Linked DNA regions of Homo sapiens: region 1 is linked to region 2. Evidence: chromatin loops called from intact Hi-C (ENCODE). Cell type or tissue: MCF 10A. All regions are shown on one strand. Links, peaks and the distances in the headings refer to the core of each region. The heading gives the core; the rest is flanking DNA. Region 1 overlaps NXPH2 (neurexophilin 2). Region 2 overlaps NXPH2 (neurexophilin 2).

Region 1 (10,658 bases), core at 1,105-9,104, 71 kb before region 2:
GCAAATATATTTCTCTATGTCTTTAAACAGATGACAATTTTATCTCCCCTCCCAACTTTCAGCCTTGGTGTAACTTGTTCAGCCTTCCTCTTGTTATTAATCATCACTTTATAACATCACTGTTGAGAGCTCAGGCACCCTTTTCTACACCAGGTCTACCTAGATGGTTATATGACCTAAGTCCCCAGTCCACATGCTCAACATGAAGACCTAATCAGAAGACTGGAGGCTGATGAGCCACAACCCTTCCCACCTCCCCACTGCTTACCCATGTATTCCCAATAGGGAAGCAGCCTGATATGATGTTTCCATCATATCAGAGCACAGGATTTATTGCCTAATGCCATTGTCACCCCTTGCTCAAGTGTGTGACATGAACCTCAGTTTTCTCACCTACATCTCCTTTGCTGTTTGGCTGTAAGGACTAAAAGAATGGACGGAAATTACTGGGCCTATTAAGGCATTCGATGACTGATGGCTCTTCCATGGTCCAATGGATAATCTCATGCCTCCTACTCAAGAAGTGTCTCCAAAGGTTTCTATGAATTCTCAAGCCTCCAGGAAACTGATTAATGGTTAATTGAGCAACTTGTTCAGTGCCATGTGATAAATTAATGACCAAGTAGAAATCAACCCACTCAACCCCAGAACATCAATCAAATGTTTCCCTATGTTTCTAGTCTTACTGGCATCTGAGTCACATCCAAATCCCAGGTGAGCTCTCTTTGCCAACAAAATGTGTTTGTAGATCTTTGATTCCAATCTACTACATGAATCAGCAAAGGGAGCTGAGAATATAAAGTGTCTGGCAGGTGCCCTCATTCCTGAACAGACAATTTCTGTGATACAACATGCTGTGAGAAGAATGTAGGTGGCTCTGAATCTGTTGGTAATCCACTCTGTCCAAGGCAAGATTGTTAAATGTTATTTACAAAACACGTAGCTGTATATTCCTGGTTACTTTTGTATTTGCTGGGGCTCTTCGGGCTAATTTCAGTATCCCTGCTGTCTTTTCCCCCATCATATTATAATAATAATGCAAAAACATTTAACCTCAAGCATAAAATGGAGTTTTACAAAGGGGAAGAAAGAAAAATTGCTGTGCTTTATCTGTTTGAACATTCCTTGATTTCAACACATTTATCAAAGCTTAAGTAATTTATGTCTTGGCAGGGTGTATCAATTTCACAAAGCACACACATTAGCTAGATACAATGATATCATATTAGCTTTTTCTGCGTCTTACAGAAGAGCTCAAAAAGATTAATAAATGCAGAAGCCTTCATCAATTAAATGAAGCAGGTGGAAGGAAGGGAGTAGAAGAATAAGACTGTATTTCATTTTGGTTCTTTTGTTTTTAGGGGGGAAAAGCTGACAGGTTCAAATCATTCATCATAACAAGCTAAAGTTGAATTTTACTGATAATTAAATGCATTTTTTCCCAAGAGGCAGAGAAGCTGCAATGAATTTTATAGTAGCAGATGTGAGACCTGTCACAAATTATGGAAATAATTTATAAACTAAAAAGCATCTTCCTCTGCAAACATTATATCAGAAGAGACTTTTTAAACTGTATTCGCTATATATTTTTTAATAAACATTTTTATTTTGGAATAATTTTAGTTTACAGAAAAGCTGCATAATACAGAGTTCCCATAGACCCTGCACCCAGACACTGCACTCGGTATCCCCTACCGTTAACATCTAACACTATAGTATATTTGCCACAACTATTAAACCAATATTGATACATTATTACTAACTAAAGTCCATACTTTAATTGGATCTTCTTAGTTTTTCTTTAATGTCTTTTATTTGCTCCAGCATCCTGTGCAGGATCCCACATTAAATTTGGTCATCACCAATCCTTAGGTTACAAAGATTCTCAACTTGTCTTGGTTACAAGTTTCTCTGACTTTCCTTGTTTTGGATGAACTTAAATGTTTTCTGAAGTACCTGGCAGATATTTTGTAGAATACCCTTCAATTTTGCTTTATTCTATATTTTTCTCATGATTACGCTAGGGTTAGGGGTTTTGAGGAGGAAATACACAGAGGTAAAGTGCGGCTTTCATCACTCCCTCTCAAGGGTAAATGTTAAGCAACTTGTCACTGTGACGTGCCACTGTAATGTTAATCTGGATCTGGCTGAGGTAGAGCAAATGTATCTTTTTAAGGTTTTGCTTTCAGAATTCTCATAAGGGTTGCAGACTGTTGTTATTATAACCTTAGTTGAAATTACCTTTAATTCCGTGGCACTTGGTTTAGGATTTTTTTTTTTTAAGTCAGGAACTCCAAAATTTCAATTTATAACTCTTTACAGTATCACTGAATTATCTAAAATAACCTCAGAGTTGTTTAGGAATTTACAGACTATTTCTAAATTATCCTGGCAATTTTACATGTTGTTAATGTGTCTGTCATCACCATTATTCATATTGCTATTTTATTTTTATTTAATATTAATTCCCTAAAAATTGTACCCACTTTGATAGTTGATAGCTCTATAAAAAAGAGCTTATTCTATGAATATCTTATACAGAATTAGAATTACTTGCTGACTACATTAGAATCAAATATCCCTTCTCAGTTTAGGAGCCTGCCCATTTTACTTTATTCTACACATCCAGTGAGAAAGGATCAGTCTTTAGGTGCGGCTTTCTTTGTAGGTCAACTTGTTTATCAAAGGGAAGGGAGCTAATGAAAGAAAACATCACTAAGGATGATTCTATATGTAGTGCTCTGGGTGGTGCAGGGACACAAACGCTACTTGGTTTCCTCTGGGTTCTATGACAGTCAGATATTTTCCACGTTTATAGGATAACGCTTTCCTACAGGTTCATCATTGTGATAGCTCCGCTTCTTCTCCGGAGCTACATGTTGGGTTGAATCCTGAACCGCAAAGGGAAGAGATTTCTCCACACTCACTGAATAACGAAAACTAAACAAAAAGCATTTAAAACTTTGAGCTTCTGGGGTTCAACTTCCATTTAATGTAAATCATGCCTTTATCAGAACAGTCCTAATAGGTGGTACTTTTGTTACTTACAGATACACTAAGAGAAGAGATATTGCCACCACCCTTGCTGTCCTAGGCCAGTGTTTAGCAAGTCTAAATGACAAGTTTATTAGCACATATTGACTCTTCACCTACGTGGCAGCGGGGGAGTAGGAGAGGCCTGAATTTTTTTTTTTTTTTTTTGAGACGGAGTCTCGCTCGGTTGCTCAGGCTGGAGTGCAGTGGCGCGATCTCGGCTCACTGCAAGCTCCACCTCCCGGGTTCACGCCATTCTCCTGCCTCAGACTCCCGAGTAGCTGGGTTTACAGGCATTCGCCACCACGCCCGGCTAATTTTGTATTTTTACTAGAGACGAGGTTTCTCCATGTTGTTCATGCTGGTCTCAAACTCCAGACCTCAGGTGATCCACCCGCCTCTGCCTCCCAAAGTGTTGGGATTACAGGCGTGAGCCACTGCGCCGGGCCGAGGCCTGAATATATGCCCTTTCTGACTCAGCAAGAAGAGACTAGGTGACATTAACACACCCTATTTAAGAAAATGGAAAGCGTAAATCAGTTTAGAAATATTTCCACAAAAATACTATTTTATTTTTGCAGGATTAAGTTTATTGCTTCACTGATTTTGCCTATACCTGCAATCACAGGAATATTATTGTATTCTAACATTGTACTGGCTAATCATTGGACTGAGAAGAAAAAGTGGAGTGTCCCAATCAAATCAGTGCATTGCAGAAAAAGATCTGTCACTGCGTCCTCCAGTGGCTGAATTTACCCAATCAGAAAAATTGTCCCAAGAGCAAAGAAATGAATAAGAAAAGGAGGGGCAATGAAGTCAATCAGGACAAGCAGGGAAGAGCAAGAGACAGGAACAGAAGTGCTTTGATTTATTAGAAGGATTTGGCATCAGGAGCATAAAAATGGTTAATGGGTGCTGTAACTTAACCATCCCAGCACACTGTGCAAGCCACATTCCCTCTCTGAGCTTGGTTTTCTTAATAGTAAAATGGTGAAAAGCACAAGATATGGTTGCACTTCAAAGAGATGAAGGAGGCTGCAAAGTGGAAAGTGAATTAGAGTGAGGCTTGTCTACAGGTAGGAATACTTGTAAGGAGGTGAATACTGCACCCCAGAGAAGTGAGGAGACCCTCAACCAGGTTCACAAATGTATGAGTTCATTTTTTTAAACACTTATTTGACACACACTTTTCAAACACATTTCAGGAGCCCACATTTGTGCTGTAGGCACTGAGAGTACACTGCTGAGCAGGACAGACACAGGTCCTGTCTTCAGACAATTTGCAGACAGCAAGGGGGTGAAGCAATTCACCTAGTCATAGTTCTCATAAGGTCCCATCTCTTGTTCTCTCTCTCTCTATATATATATACATCTCGGTATATCAGAAGGTGGAAATGCTAATCCTAATTAAGGGAACAGGGTAAGCAACAGGGCAGGGAGTGAACAGAACTAAACAATTAATATCTTTATTTGGATGAGTGAAATGAAATCCAGGACTTACTGGCTGATAGTTGATAAACAATGAATTTGTGACAAGAAAACCAATTGATCTTGGAATTTATACTCCTTTGTATCTGGTTCCAAATTGTATATTGATTTGTTTATAATTACTAATGAGAGTGTGATAACATTGTTAAGACAACAGTTATATTTTTTTCCCAGTGAAAGGCTAACTTGGTGACTATTTTCATGACCATAAACAGGCTCCGATGTTCAGTCTTTGCTGAATTCCTGACTTGCAGCTACCAGCTACAGAGCTTGGAAGTGATGACCTCAGCAGGCCTGGCCTTTCACCTTTCTACCTCCAAAGAGCTTTTGAAGGTGCATAAGATGCAGTCTTGGGTTCTGAGACAGTTAACCCTTTGTCATGATTATGCTATAGCCCTCTTCTATATAATCAATATAATATGTATTAGTGCTACTTGATAATTAGGTAACTATGGATTAAAAAGAATACTCTGAAACAATATAGAGTTGTCTTTATGTTTATAGGTGTGTTAAAAATATGCTAACAGAAAATAAATGTAGGTAACACCCATAGTTTTCACAGGGATTACTGATTGTTCTAAATGGAAGGCAAAGCAAAACAACCTAATTTCCCCCCATAATCATAAAATTGAAGAGGCATCTATACTTTAAGAGAATGTTTTCAGATTTCTGTGTTTATACTCAATATAAAGTGTTATGTCTTTACTGGTTTAATATGAAGCACTTGCTATAACATATATAATACACAATGCATAGATTGCATAGATCACCTACCACTAAGAAGGAATGTTGTAACTATTTTATAGTACACCAAAAATATGTAGTCCTCTACTTATCAAAGAAGAAAATTTTGACTTTCCAGGACTAAGCTGAATGAGCTGAATACTCCAAATGTGTGGATTTGCAGCAAGCCGGGAGAGAAAGTTGGCTTTTCCTTGATAACAGGACTGGCATATTCTACTAGAGAAAATTTCATACAGATCAGTACAAATATTTTTTTAAAGGCAGCTGGCTTTTCGGTCTTGGATACCCTATAAGTATTTATTATTGTTGTTTCAGAATGATGACCATTGCTAAGTGCAAGTTTGGAAGAATAAGTGGTTTTCTGAATGGACTTGTTCATGGTGTTGTTAACGATGGGATCTATATTGGTGGTCATTAATGATTTCACTGGGGTTATTAATTTAAGCCAAGAACCCCAAAGTGACCGCTATTATACAATCTAGAGGTGGCTTACAGATCCCTTTACAGTTGAAGAATTATAGAACCAATAATAAAAGGTGGTTCAAAGCCTCATTTGAGTTGCTTACATATAGCTTACATAGTTAGATTGCTTTGACAGTACTGTCCTATATCCTGCAGCTAAAACTAAAATGACAAGTTGCTCAGCAGAAAGAACAACAGAAAAAAACCCAAAACCCTGTCATGATCAATTTTATCGGCATCCCATTTGAATATAACAAACAAAATATATAATTAATGATCAAATTCAGCATACCATTAAATTTATTGCTTGTAAACAAATCTTGGAAAGCATTTCTCTGGGTAGAAATTTTGCAGAATGTCATCCCTGCTGACAAAACAGGAACATGCATCTGCCGGACAGCATACAATGCTGTATTGATGATTAGTAGTATGGCTTGCCCTAGAGTCATATTTCTGGTGCTCCATTACAGAACTGTCACAGTAGATTAAAAGAAGAATGACAAAAAAAGAATGAAAAATGATAGAATCAAACATATATCAATGTACTAATTGTACCTATTAATATTTTGTGGCATAATGTGGCATTGTTCCAAAATTCATTTTGTAAGTTGAAAAACAAATGATTGCTTAGGAGAAGAAAGCTAAACAGTGGACATCCTTTCTGCTGAGAGTGGCAAATTCATTTTACCTTCCAGATATCTTTTAATAGCTACCCTTTACGTTATTCTAAATTGATACAGGAACTAACAGGAAACATAAATGTGAAGACAGAAATCTTAGCAGTAAGAGCCAAAAAACCTAGATTGCAATGCTTGGCAGTAGTTTTATTGCTAAGGTTAAATATGGCAATTCTTATTTTATCTTGATGACAGTAATCTGAAAAATCAGTGACACCAACCTCTGCAAAAAATTCAGTACACACACACATGCATGCACGCATGCCTACACACTCTAGACACACAGAAATATCATGTATGCATGCACATACCATAGTTCTCTGTAAATATTTAGGAGGATAGTGTCAAAGAAAACTTAGATTTTATTTTGTATTAGAAAGCTGAATTAACAGAGCTCTTTAACAAATTATGAACGGGCTGGAAACAAATGTTAAAGATGCTTTGTTGGAAGGGGCTGCTAAATATGATATGGCTGTGTGTCCTGAGTTAAAAATGGTCAGATCACAGTCTCAATACAAGTTTTGCGAAGTCAAACAAGGTATTCTTTTGATAATCTAGTAGACTGAAATACTGCTTTTGTTGCTAAGGAGTAAGTGACTCAGCATGGCAAGTGGCACTGTCTACTTTCATCATTCAAGTTTTCAATGAGAGACATGAGCTTCACATGATGGGAACACATATATACTTCTGAAATATAATGGCCTGGGAGAGACAACATGAATCTATGTCTTGACCGCTAAAAGTTGGCATTTAAAAAGGAAAGTTGCAATGGAGGGAAGAACAGTCAAGTGAGGAATAGTAATGCCAGATTATTCTATTTCCATGCCATTTTCGGCAGAGTTTCAGTGAGGGATGAGGAGACGTATACAGGGGAGGAAGAAGACACACGCGGTGTGGGTTTGGAAAAGTGACTTTGTGTATGCTTTGTATTTTACTATCAAATCCATTTAATATTTCGGTCTTCAGGTACCATTAATTTGGCAATTAGCACATACTCACTGTGATGGTGAGTTTTATGTGTCCATTTGGCTAGGCTACAGTATCCAGTTAACCAAACACTAATTTAGGTGTTACCATGAAGGGATTTTGTAGATATGATTTGTATCTACAATCAGTCCACTTTTTGCTGTTGTTGTGTTTGTTCATGATGTTAGCATTAATTTATTGGTTACATTCTTTCACCAAACATGACATTTGTTAATTTAAAATAAATTTTCCAACTTTCTTAGATACATAGTACAGTATTTCACTTAAATGTAAATATTCACAGTGTATTGGGGATTTTTACAAGATCCTACATAAATATGCTACTTCATTATGATCCAATATAAATATGTTTTTAAGTTCAGTGACAGTTTACAAACTATAAAATATCTATCAACTGAAAATATAAATGCCTATTACTTGTGCATTTGAAACTGATAATTGTGTTAAAAGTATTTTTGCAATAATCATTCCTGACATTTCTAATGAGAATTACAGAGCCTTCACAAATAACCTCATTTGATTCTTACATCTACTTTATGAGGTATGTAGGGCAGGAAATAGCCTTAGAGAGGTTAAGTGGCTTGTCCAAGGTCCAAGTATTGAGAGGCAGCAATAAACCTAGGAATCTGGTCTTTGTATAAGGCCATTGTACTTTCTATAGTAATACTCTAATGAGACTCAACACCAAAAACAAACAAAACAAAACAAAAAGTCAAATAACAAAAAAACCTGATTAATATATTTGCCTTATAAATAAAAAACAATTTTTCTCATTATAAAGTAAAAAGTTTATTCTAGAAAATGAAACTAAGAAAACAGAAAAATTAAAGTCTGATAACTGTTAACATTTTAATATTTAATTCATATTTTCTATCTGTAATATAAATGATCCATATTTTATATATAATCTTTATTTTTAAGAACAATATACAGTATTTAGTTGCATAATAGGTCAAATGCTCTGGAAAAAAGATCTTGCAATCACTACAAGTAAAATCTAAATCCAAATCAGGGTCAATTTTATCTAGACCTCCCTAAATCCTGGATGACACTTTCCTGTTTCAGCATTTGCCATCCAAGTCCAGACCAGAAGGAACTGGGACTGTTCCGGGCAGGAGCAAGCTCATTGTCCTCTGGACTTGCTGGGGTGGCTGCCCTGCCCTCTTAGCCCAAGAGTCCCCTTTACATCCATGGATCTGCCCTCAGAGTCATGCTCCCTTCATTTCTTCCCTTCTCTGTCCCTATCAGTCCAGGCTGGCAATATTACTGGCAGTATAAAATTTTCAAAACTTTTTCAGTCTCCTGTGAAATTCATGGGAGTTTAACCCATCAACAAGAGGGCTTTCCACACATCTTCACTGGATATCTGCATCTCTATTCCTGGTCTCTGCTGAGATGACAGATTGCATCCATGTGTCTTTGGCAAAAGTTGCCCAGCCACATCTTTGGTGTTTTCTCCAGACCAATCAGTTGATTTTAAGTTAAAAAGGTTATTCTTGATTATTGGGGTTGGCCTTATTCAATCAGCTAGAATGCCTTAAAAGCAAAACTGAGGTTTCCTTGAAAAAGATGAAATTGTGCCTCAAGATGGCAGCATCAACTCCTGCCCAAGAATTCCCAGCTTGCTGATCTGCCTATGGATTTTGAACTTGTCAATCCCTATAATCATGTGAGCCAATTCCTTGAAATACAGCTCTTGAGATATCTACCTCTCTATCTTACTGTTTCTGTATCTCTGGAGAGCCTGTTTGATTTTAATAGATATGCTCATGTGTAAATATCTTACTTTCATTAACTCAGTTATGCCTGTTGCTTTCTTGTATCCTCCACAGAACCTAGTTATAGATTCACCTTGACTTACCATGGGGTTATGTCCCAATAAACTCAATTTAAGTTGAAGATATCATAAATTGAAAATGCATTTAATACGCTTAACCTACTGATCGTCATAGCTTAGCCTAATCTACCTTAAATGTGCTCAGAACTCTTACTTTAGTTGGGCAACTATAGTTGGGCAAAATCCTCTCACACAAAGCTCATTTTATAATAAAGTGTTGAATATCTTATGTAATTTATTGATGTTCTACTAAATGCTTATTGCTTTCATAACACTACAAAGTTGAAAAATCTTAAGTTGAACCAAAGTAAGCTGGGGACAATCTATATAAGGTTACTTGATGGTGACTTAATCACAGGTTTGGACTTAGGGCCAAGTGTCTCTCCATGCTGCTCCCAGAGTAAACCATCAAAGTATAGGTCACCATGCTTGTCACACTGTTTATTATTATCATTTTTGTTTTTTGACTTGGTTCTTCCTCTTGTATATTCCTTGATGGCTGCTACTTGATCTTATTCATCGTATGTCTCTAGCCCCTCTTATGATGTCTGATTTACAATAAGTACCTAACAAAAATTGAAAAAATAAATCTGACTGGAAGTGTGTAACTGCCTGGACCTCTCACAACTTTTTATTTCCTTAGACCACTTTGGGAAATGTTTTAAATCCTAATTAAAACTTAATCAATAAAGCAGTCAACCAGGAAATATAATGGAAATGAGGGGCGTCTTTCCTGGCATCTGGAATTATTTGTTAAGGAGATAAAAATCAAAGCCTTTTCTACTTCTCTGGTGATCTCCTAGTGGGGTCTTCTTTCTCTTCTCTCCCACCAGCAACCTCTTCCCGTATCTGTCTCAGAAGTCCTGGAAAAGGTTCAACAGGACTGTCCTGGAATTAAGAGATGATTCAGACCACAGGAAGAGGCACTGTCTCTCTCTTGCCATCATTTCATGTTAAGCTCCACCCATTAGGAATTAGGCCCAGTAAATTTTCTAAAATGCAAATTTAGCTGTGAGATGTCTTTTTTTTTGTCTTTCAAAAAAAGCTACTTTATTGAGGTATGATTGATGCACAAAAAGTTGTAGAAATTGTTATTTATTTATTTTATTTTATTTTTTTATTATACTTTAAGTTCTAGGGTACATGTGCACAACGTGCAAGTTTGTTACATATGTATACATGTGCCATGTTGGTGTGCTGCACCCATTAACTCGTCATTTACATTAGGTATATCTCCTAATGCTATCCCTCCCCACTCCTCCCACCCCACAACAGGCCCCAGTGTGTGATGTTCCCCTTCCTGTGTCCGTGTGTTCTCATTGTTCAATTCCCACCTATGAGTGAGAATATGCGGTGTTTGTTTTTTTTGTCCTTGCAATAGTGTGCTGAGAATGATGGTTTCCAGCTTCATCCATGTCCCTACAAAGGAC
Region 2 (10,658 bases), core at 1,305-9,304:
ATTTCACATGAGAATTCTGCTGTTGGTGTTGTCTAACCCACAGAAGTTCCCACTGCCACCACATACTGCCTTTCATTTTCTTTTTCTCAAAGAAATTTCCTATAAAAAAGGGTTTTGAAGCAGAAGACAGCAAAAGAGAAGTGACTGTATGATAAACGCAGTGCCTGGCCCTGATCCTGAAAAGAGGGTACCCTTGTTTTTTCTAAATCTTGCAAGAAGCTTCTTTTAAATATGTAGATAACAACCCAAATCAAGGTTTCATCAAATACATTATATTCCCCTCCCACCTAAGGTTAAATACTCTGCTGTGAAGATAAATCTCAAGATATTTGAACATTCTCCTATTGATGGACGTTTAGGTCATTCCTAATTATTTGCTACCATACGTAGTGCTGTGATGAATATTCATGCACGTTTATCATGCATCCTGAGGGTGGACAAAGTTGACAATTCAGTTCTTATTAAGCTTAAAGGAGATCAAGCAGGGAAAGAAAATTGATGCCCTTGCCCAGTGAACCTTGCTGGATGTCAGGTGTTCTGGGGCTGGTAGTTGTTGGGCGCATTGCTTGAGGAGGGGCTGGATATTAGGATAAGAAGTCAGAGAGGTACCTGCCCTCATTCTGGGACTGTGCTTTGACACTAACTGGATGGAGCACTGAAGGTCCAACTGGAAAGCTGAATGTAATCCCAAAGGCTGTGAAGGGGCCCCGTGTGGTACACTTGGCCCCTGATTGTGACCTGTCCCCTCCCATGGCTGTCAGACCCTCATGGTATTAATGGATATCTCTAGAAAATGGCACCCTTGTAACATTGGAGGTTCTGCTATTCCCTGGTTGGATCTAGGAAGAGTGGGTGTCAAAAAGGGGGCCATAAGTCTCACCATGCATACGTGGTAGTGTACTTTAGGATCTTTTATCTGAATTCAGTCACTCTGGCTGGGCCTACCCTTCCTGTTACATAGGCCTGAGAAGGACTGGGGGAGTCCCCTCTCTTCTTGAAGTCCACTAGCCTGACCACAGAAGATGTTTTCCAAGGACTCATAAAACCCATTGAGGGATATCAACCATCTCTCCAGAATTTGTCTACGCTGCCTCCCTTCTCTCCAGTTTCAGTTTACTGCTTCCATCTACCTTGCCTCAGCTCTATTTTCTCCTCCACACCTTCCCTAGAGGCTCTCACCTTCAGGCTGTCTTTGCTCTGATCACTACTTCTGGACTTATTTCTCCAGGATGATTTTAACATCTTCCCTCTGACATAGTTTTGATGCTAAGTGAGTGGGTCTAGAGTTGAGCTATGGGTCCCTTTATCAGCTTTGCCATTTACCAGGGTAAATTACTTCATGTATTCATTTATCCAGTGTTTCACGATGTTGTCATGTGGGAGGCACTGTGCTAGGTGCAAGTAACACTGCCATGTGTCACGAAGGAAAAAGGACAATGAGCAATTAAAGTTTGCTTAAGCACTCTAGCCTCAGTTTCTAATCTGGAACACAGGAATGAGACAGTTACATCTATCTCGGTTGACTCAGTGAGGACTGCTGTAAGGCTTTCAGTAGTGTTTGAGAATGAAAGCTCATTAGGTGTTAACTCGATATCATCATTTGTATCTTCTGCAGGTCAGCATTGCAATGAGGCATCCTGTTGCCCAACAAGGCCACTTTCTAGGCTGTTTCTCCAATATGGTCCAATCTGGGACAATTATAGGACAAGAATAGAGTACAAATAACAAACGGTGTGCAAAAAATGTGGTAGTGCCTGGAACAATTTATTGCTGAAATGGATAGAAATAAATTAGAAATAAAGAATGCCTGCATCTGAAATTCTCTCTCTCTTTCCCTCTCTCTCTCTTACATGCACGCACACACATACACACATGCACACACATACAGTAATACCATGGAAACTGTATTTATTACAGAAAGAAGAAATTGTCATATTTAAATAGTAAAAGAAGAAGCTTCTACTTACTGACTATTGGATTAACTTTTAGAAATCAAAGATGGCACATTATTGCAAAGCTAATAATAAGATGAATCAGTGTACAAAGCAGAGCACCTGAAGTTAGACTAAAAAAGACATTAAAAAAATAAAATTATGCATTGTGATCAGCAAGCGTAAGGGATGCTCTGATTATATAATAAAAAGAATCAAAGAAAAGCAGTTTTGCATTTTTGCTTTTTCACTACTGCTCTTACCAAAAGGACATAATTTCTTATGACTTTACTTCATCTAGTCCTAAAGTTTTAGGTTTCATTATGGCTTTTATTTCATTAGTGATATTGTTAGGCAAATTTCACCTTGAATTTTAATCCTCAGATGTTGAGGGAGGATCCTGGTGGGAGGTGACTAGATCACGGGGCAGTTTCCCCCATGCTATTATCACAATAGTGAGTGAGTTCTCAGGAGGTCTAATGGTTTTGTAAGTGTTTGGCAAGTTCCTCCTTTGCTCACTCTTCTCTCTCCTGCTGCCATGTGAAGAAAGACATGCTTGCTTCCCCTTCCAACATAATTGTAAGTTTCCTGAGGCCTCTCTAGCCATATGGAACTTTGAGTCAATTAAACCTCTTTCCTTGTCTTGGGCAGTATCTTTATGGCAGTGTGAGAATGGACCAACACAACTAGTAAAGTTATTATTAATGATAATACCTTACATTAATGATATACCTTTATGTTTATAAAATTCCTTTTATATACTTTAGCTTTGATTATTGACATGTTTTAAACATTTTCCAATAATGGATCCCAAATGTACAAAATGTTCAGTGTAAATTTTTATTTAAAATAATAATTTAATACACGTTCAAGAATTAAGAGGTTTCTTTATGCTTTATCTTTCATCTGCCTCTTTATCCTGAGCAGAATTATTAGTGTAAAAATAAAATAAAGATATTCAAGGTTTTGAAGACAGTTGCAGAAAAAAAGTAATTTTAAATCACAAATAGTTAAGAATACAATTTATAATGTCAGAATAAAATAATAAATTTCACTGACATGAAACATTTCTCTTATAAAAACACCACAACCTAGATTTTGTTCTTTGTAAGAGATAAAATTTAATTGAGCAAATATTCTTCTACAAACTTAAGACCAATGCAAGCGTTTCCTAGTATCTGTATAAAACAGAGTGTGTCGCTTATTTAAAGGGACTGTTTTGTTTCATCATTTCAAATGATGCTTAGAAGTCAGGTTGAACCCAGGAACCCAGGGCCACAGGTGTCCAGTCTCAAATAAGACAAAGAAAATAGCATAGTAGGCATTTCACTGATTAGAAGACATTTCAATTTAAACATCGTTTTCTTCTCCGTCTTAACAGAAAATACACAAGGGATACATACACGATGATGTTCAGGGTGACAGGAGGCTTCTATAGGATAAAAATAATAATGCAGATTTTTTTTACTTCCAAAATACAAGTCTTCTTTATTCTTTTCCATGATGAAGATTGAAATGATGCTTCTTTTATAGCTCACCATATACTATGCTCAAAGAAGCATTTTGTGAATGTAAAAGTTGTGTTCTGGTTTTAACATCTCTCATGAAGTAAATAGAGTAAGTAACCTGGAATATATGCAAATAATTTCATTCTAAACATTAATACATAGTCCAAATATACACTGGGGCATAAGCAAATGAAGGATTAAGTAATTCATCATTTTGGGGTACTAAAATAAAAAAAACTCATGACATTTTAAGACAAGTATTTATCTAGTAAATAGCCAAATTGTAGAGTTATAAACATCATCAGAAGTAGAGCTGTAAATGTGAACCAGCAGATTGAAATCTCATTCATTTGTCCAGTTATTTATTCAGCAAATATTTATTGAGTGCTGCTACAGCCCAGGAACTATGCCTAGGTATTAGAGACACAAAGGTGAATAAGACCCAGTCCCTACCTATGAAGGTCTTGCAGATAAGTGAATGATGGCAAATCTGCTGGACAAAAATATCACTTTAAAAATTAAATTACAAGTAAAAAGAGATGTATACACAGTCTCAGTAACTTCAAGACAACAACAACAACCATAAAAATCTAAATAGTACAGGCTTGATATGAGTAGGATCTGTGTCCCCACCAAATCTCATATTGAATTGTAATCCTCAGTGTTGGAGGTGGGACCTGGTAGGAGGTGATTGGATCTTGTTCGGATGTTTCCATGTCTGGCTTCTTCACTTCACTCTGGGCTCAGATCAAATGCCAAGTCATCTAGGCCTTCTCTTGCAACCCTCTATAAAGCTGTGCTCTCCTGCTTAACCCCACGTCCCCTCCCCACCCCCACCCCCATCTCTTTCTCATTACCCTGTGTTTCCTGCATAGCATCCTTTACTGCCCAACAGTCTCCTAGAGACTTACTGCTATTTTCTATCTTTCTGCTAGAATATATGCTCATGAGAGCAAGTAACTAGTTGTCAAATGAACCAGAATATCTTGACACAGAAGGTACTTGGCAAAAACATTTGTGCATGGAATCAGTAGCAGTACAGATCACACTCTGAGATCCAGCTACCCACAGAAACCCAGATAAGAAAGATAATATTTAGGGAAGATAATTTTAAGAACAAGGTTAACTATATACTTCTCTCAGTTGTCTAATATATCCTCAACTTAAAATTTGGAATGTATTCCAAAATACATGAACTACATTATAACATCATCTCAAATAACTATGTGCTTTGAATTGCCTTTTATTATTATGGCTTCAATCTGTTTGTCAGATTTTATGAGAAACAACCATATAAATTTTATTTCCATATTGGCTGTGAAACTATTGTGAACAATTTTTTCCTTTTACCTCCTTAAAATATCCTAATAAATCCATTCAGACTTTCTAACAGGGGAAAGTTTTGCCTCTCTGAGAAACTGGTATGTTCTCTCTTCAAAGGAGACATATAATATAACCATATTTCCTTATTTTTCTTGGCCACCAGATAAAATAGTGTCAGCTTTCATGATGAATTATAATAAGTGTATTAACCTTTATGGTTAAAGTATTTATTTATTCCCTCATAATTCTGTTTAGATTTTTTAAAATTAATGTTATCATATTTTTTCCAGGGTGTCTTCAATTCTTATTTGAAAGGTTGTAAGTAATACTGAATTTAAATTGTAATGGTAAGTCCTAAATGTAATACTCAGAAGTGCTCAATACTGAACTGAATAACAGACATTGCTGAGACTGTGGAGAGATAACTCTAGGAATATTTGAGATGCTTAAATTACTTTGAGTTTGGTTTCAAAAATACATTGAACTATGAAATAGAGGCCCAAAAGGATAAGAAATAAATTTTGAGAATAAAGCAATAAAGAATGATTTAATTTTAGCTAACAACATTATTAAAGGCCTCCTGTATCTAACAATGCGATAAGGCAATGTAAAGAGAGAAAGTCCACATATGATTTCTTTTACACTCAAATCTTATTTACTAGGCCCAGGATTCTGACAAATCCCTCATTTTCTCTCAGCATCAGACTCCTTATCCCTAGATTGAAAGAAAAACACTGTCCCGGTGGGGTTGTGATGGGGATTGAATGAGATAATAAAACTCAGGCATCCAGTAGAGTTCTTGGCACAAAATTAACAACGGAGAATTCAGGAGAGGGCCTCTTATCTGATGCCTTTAGGTCTGGCACTGGGCCAGTTCAAAAGAGATATCTACATCTGAGACATGTACAACCTCATACATCATACACTGTCTTACACATTTTAAACATACTTTTAATGCCAGAACAGTTTTAAGTTTGCATAAAATTGTCAAGAAAGCAGAGTTCCCATATACATCACACCTAATTTCCCTAGTTTCAACATCTTATATTAGTATTGTATATTTGATATTATTAATAAACCAATATTGATATATTATTATGAACTGAAGCCCATACTTTGTTCAGATTTCCTCAGTTCTCTCCTAAGGTCCTTTTCCTGTTCCGGGATCCCATCCAGGTACGCATTCCATTTAGCTATCGTGTCTCCTGGACTCCTCTTGGCTGTGGCAGTTTCTCAGACTTTCTTTGTTTCCGACGACCTTAGCAGTTTTGAGGAATGCTGGTCAGGTTTTTAAAGAATGTGCTACAAGTGGAACTTGTCTGATGTTTTTCCCATAATCAGACTGGGATTACATGTTTGGGAGAGGAATACTACATAGACAACATGCTGTTTTTCATCCACTGTGTTAAGGATATATAAAATCAACATGACATTACGTTAATTTTAACCTTGATCATCTGGATGAGGTATGGCTGTCAGCTTTCTCCATTATAAATTTATGTTTCCCCTTTTCATACGGTATTGTCTCGAAGGAAGTTATTATGCACAGCCCACGCTTAAGTTATGTTTCCCCTCCTTGAGGGTGAAGTATCTATATAAACCATTTGGAATCCTTCTGCATGGGAAATTTATTATTCCTCATTTGTTTATTCAATAATTTATATCAGTAAGGATAAATGGTTATTGATTTTATACTTTGGGTTATAATCTAATGTTAATTTACTCTGTTGTTCACATTGACCAAGATTTGACCACTGAGGGTTCTTTCAGTTGGCTCCTGGGTCCTTGTGACAGTGAGGGTTTGCTTGTGGTTTGTGTTGATAATTTTGTTTTTGAGCATCTCCTTACTTTCTGGCACTACAAGACACTCTAGGACCATGTTGTATATTTCCTGCCCAGGTTCTAGAATCAGTCATTTCTCCAAGAAGCCTTAATTCTTTTCTTGTATGAAAAATGGTATTAGAAACCAAAATCTGGTTTCTAGGCATGCTCATTGCTACTGGAGTGTTTTGTTTTCAGGCCCTCTCAGCTGGTAAGAGCAAGAAAATATATATGTGTATGCTAACTTGTAAATATATACATATATCTATAAATATTTTTATGTGCAACCATGTGTATCTGCATTAAACTAAAACTGAGTGTCTACAGATGTCACCAACTCTAATTCATCACCAAATAGATCACTGTAGCCTCCTCCCCTTGATATCTGTAAATTCCAGCTTCAGAGTGAGAAATCCAGCTCCCACTGTACACCATACATTGACTTAATTGATCTATTCCAGTATTCATGTATTGTGACACAAGAATTGTTAACCTACAACTCCATGGAAAATAACTTTATTAACTAGAGTACAGTGCTTATATACAGTTTCTTGCTGTTAGTTTTACAGACTCCACTCATCATTCATATATACAATTACTTAGATCAGGAAACATCACCCCCTCCCTATCCTCTTCAGTGAGGTTATTTCAATTTTTTTTGTTGTTTGTTTTTTGAGGTGGGATCTTGCTGTGTTGCCAGTCTGGACTCACACTCCTGGGCTCCAGTGATTCCCTCCCATCCCAGCCTCCCAAATACCTGGGACTACAGTTTCAAATAATTTTAATACAATTAGGCTATTTTGTCATATTTTGTATTTCATCCTGAAATCCCCCAGCCTCTTTATTGATTTTTTAAGTTTACATATGTAAGGATTCAGTCACCACACTGGAAAATTGTATGGACTTTAACAAATGCATAGCATCACATATCCACCATTAGAGTATCATATAGAATAGTTTCACCAGACTAAAATACAGCCTGTCCTTCACTATCCAAACCTTCCCCTTCCCTCTGAACCTTTGGCAACCACTGATCTTTTTACCATCTCTATAGCTTTACCTTTTCCAGAATGTCACATAATTGGAATTAGAAAGTGTGTGGTCTTTTAGACTGGCTTCTTTTACTCAGCAGTGTGCATTAAAGGTTCATTTATACATTTTCATGGTTTGGTAGCTCAAATTGTTTTTATCACTGAATAGTATTTCATTGTATGAAGGTACCATGGCTTGTTTATCTGTTTAACTATAGAAGCACAGCTTGTGTGCTTCCAGTTCTTTGTAATTATAAATAAAGCTGCTATAAACATTTGCATGCAGACATTTTTTGTGGAAATAAGTTTTCAAACCTATTGGGTAAATATCTGGGAGTTCAATTCCTGGGTCATATAATAAAAATACATTTAGCTTTATAAGAAGCTGTCAAACTGTCTTCCAAATATTACAGTCAAGCTACATCCCAAAATTGCAATACAATTTTGTGTTTTGATCAGCAATGAATGAGAGTTCCTGTTGCTTTGCATCCTAATCAGTAATTGGTATTGTTAGATTTTGGTGGATTTTAGGCATTCTTATGTGTATTGTGGTATCTTCTAGTTGTTTAAATGTTCAATCATGAATGACAAATGATGTTAAGCATCTTTACATATGTTTATGTGTTATCAGTACATCTTCTATGATTAGGTATCAGATCTTTTGGCCATCTTTAAATTGCTTTTTACTGTTGAGTTCTAAGAATTCTTTGTATATGTTGCATACAAGTTCTTTATCAGATATATATTCAGCATATATATCTCAGTATACGGCTTATCTTTTCATTCTTTTAATAGTGCTTTCACTGAGAAGTTTTTAATTACAATAAGGTTCAAGCTGTCAATTTTTTCTTTCGCAAAGTGTGCCTCTATATGACCCAAGGTCACATAGATTTTCTCCTGTGGTTTTTTTCTAGAAGTTTTGTAGTTTTGCATTTTAAATTTATGTCTATGGTCTGTTTTGAATTACTGCTGTGAAAGGTGTAAGTTTTATGTCTACATACATATGTTGCATATGAATGACCAACTGTTCCAGCATCATTTGTTGAAAAGGCTATACTTTCTCCATTGAATTGCCTTTGTTCCTTTGTCAAAAATCAGCTGACTATATTTGTGCAGGGCTGTTTCTTAGTTCTCTTTTTTGCACCATTGATCTATGTGTCTATATTTGCTTTTTTTAACCAATACCATGGTGTATTGAATACTACAGCCTAATAGTAAGTCTTAAAATCAGGTAATGTGAGCCCTTCAGTTTTGTTTCTCAGTATTATGTTGGATATTCTAGGTATTGGACTTTCTATAAAAATTTTAGAGCCAGTTTGCAATATCTGCGAAGTAGCCTGCTTGAATTTAAATTGGTATTGCATTGACTCTGTTGATCAAGTTAGGAATAAATGACATTTTAACAATATTGAGTTTTCCAATTCACAAACATGCACTGGCTCTCCATTTATTTAGATTTTTTTTTGTTTTCTTTCATCAGTGTCTTGTAGTTTTTCACATATAGATCATGTACATATTTTATAAGATTTATACTTAAATATTTCAATATTTTTTGGTGCCATTGTAAAACTGGATGTTTCAGATTTCAAATTCCAGTTGTTCTTTACTGGTATACAGGAAACAAATGAACTTACTAACCTTGTATCCTGAGACCTTGCCATACTCACTTATTCATTCCAGGAGTTTTTATTGTTCTTTGTATTGATTCTTTGGGATTTTTCTACTTATTCAATAATGTAATATTTATTAATTAAATGAATATTTATTAATTACTCTTTATGTAATCAGTTTTATTTCTTCCTTTCTAATATGAACACCATTGATTTTGTTTTCTTGTCTTATTGAACTAGCTAGAACTTCCAATATAAATCTTTTTCATTTTGATCAAAACATATAATGCCAATCTTTCACTGTTAGGCCAAGATATGTTTCCCTCAGAATGGGTGTTATGTGTTATATTTCTTGCAGAAACCACACTTACTCTAAGATTTTTCAGCACCAATTATTTTAAGCACCCCCAAAATGGACACACTTGAAAAGAAATCTAGGTGCAGAATGTGCTTAAAATTTTAGGACTTTTTTTTTTTTTTGCCTTTTTATGTTTCAAATGCGTTGGTCATGCTAATTTCCCCAGCTATTTAAAAAAGTAGCTTTTACTTAATCTTTCAAAAGTGTTTAACTGAATTTTTATGAAAGAAAATCTCTTGCTCTTGGGAAACAATTTTTATCAATCCACAATAATAATTAATTAAATTACAGTATCACAATAACAAGTGGAGGTGGCATAAATACGTTGGATACAAAAGAACACTGATATAATAATAGCAACTCTATTGGCAGAAGCAGAAGTTTTCGCTCATGGCCTCAAACTCTCAGTGTTCCACAAGACTAGTTAGTATATCTGACAGGGGAATCAAAGCCACTAGTTAGGCTGGCAAATCAGTTAAGTGGACTAAGAGGTAATTTATTGTATTAAATTATAGCCTTAATTTTGGACCAATGAAGGAATGAAGCAATATTCAGTGGGTATGTGACTTACTCATTCTAATAACTAACTAAACTCTTACTCTAAGCAAAGTAACATAACACTGTCTTTTTTATTTTGTGGAAATGTGACCATCTATACAATCTGAAGTAGTATGTCTTTAATAAAAAAGATTTAAAATAGGTTTAAATCTATCACAATGCAAGGCTACCTGAGAAAGGAAGCCAGCAGTTTATAAGAATTGTATTGAACACTTTACATAGAGATTTCCATTAATTTAAGCATACTATAAAGTTCTTCAGGGCAAGAAATATGCTTCCCATTTCCTCATATTTCCTACAACAATGGCCTTGTAATGGTAGGAAATGTTGGCTAGGCTGAACTACATTTCTCAGAATTTCCTTCTATGCTGGGTTAGATGGGCCATGAGAGAGATTCTTCTGAGATGTAGAAGGCGTAAGGAAGAAGACACACATGTGCTGCTGCCGATCTGCTGCATGAACATGAAGCAGCAGCAGGCCTATAATGATTCCACCTTCCCTTGGGTCCTCCTCCACTT

Evidence for each region. Peaks named below come from ENCODE experiments on the same cell type or tissue, not always from the same donor. Only the 100,000 strongest peaks of a DNase experiment are listed, where the experiment ranks them.
Region 1: a loop joins it to region 2, with 9 times the contacts of the local background. A loop is called at or near these places in 1 of 110 quality-filtered maps.

The regions. Positions count from the first base shown.
Region 1 is chr2:138,676,218-138,686,875 of GRCh38, forward strand. All of the region lies in intron 1 of NXPH2 (neurexophilin 2), which reads right to left. Among named protein-coding and RNA genes, the nearest start is that of LINC02631, 80 kb to the left of the region's middle. In MCF 10A, for the core only: no CTCF peak of the experiment used is centred there; no DNase peak of the experiment used is centred there.
Region 2 is chr2:138,746,760-138,757,417 of GRCh38, forward strand. All of the region lies in intron 1 of NXPH2 (neurexophilin 2), which reads right to left. Among named protein-coding and RNA genes, the nearest start is that of NXPH2, 28 kb to the right of the region's middle. RefSeq lists an enhancer at 7,921-8,422. In MCF 10A, for the core only: no CTCF peak of the experiment used is centred there; a DNase peak (open chromatin) is centred at 5,982.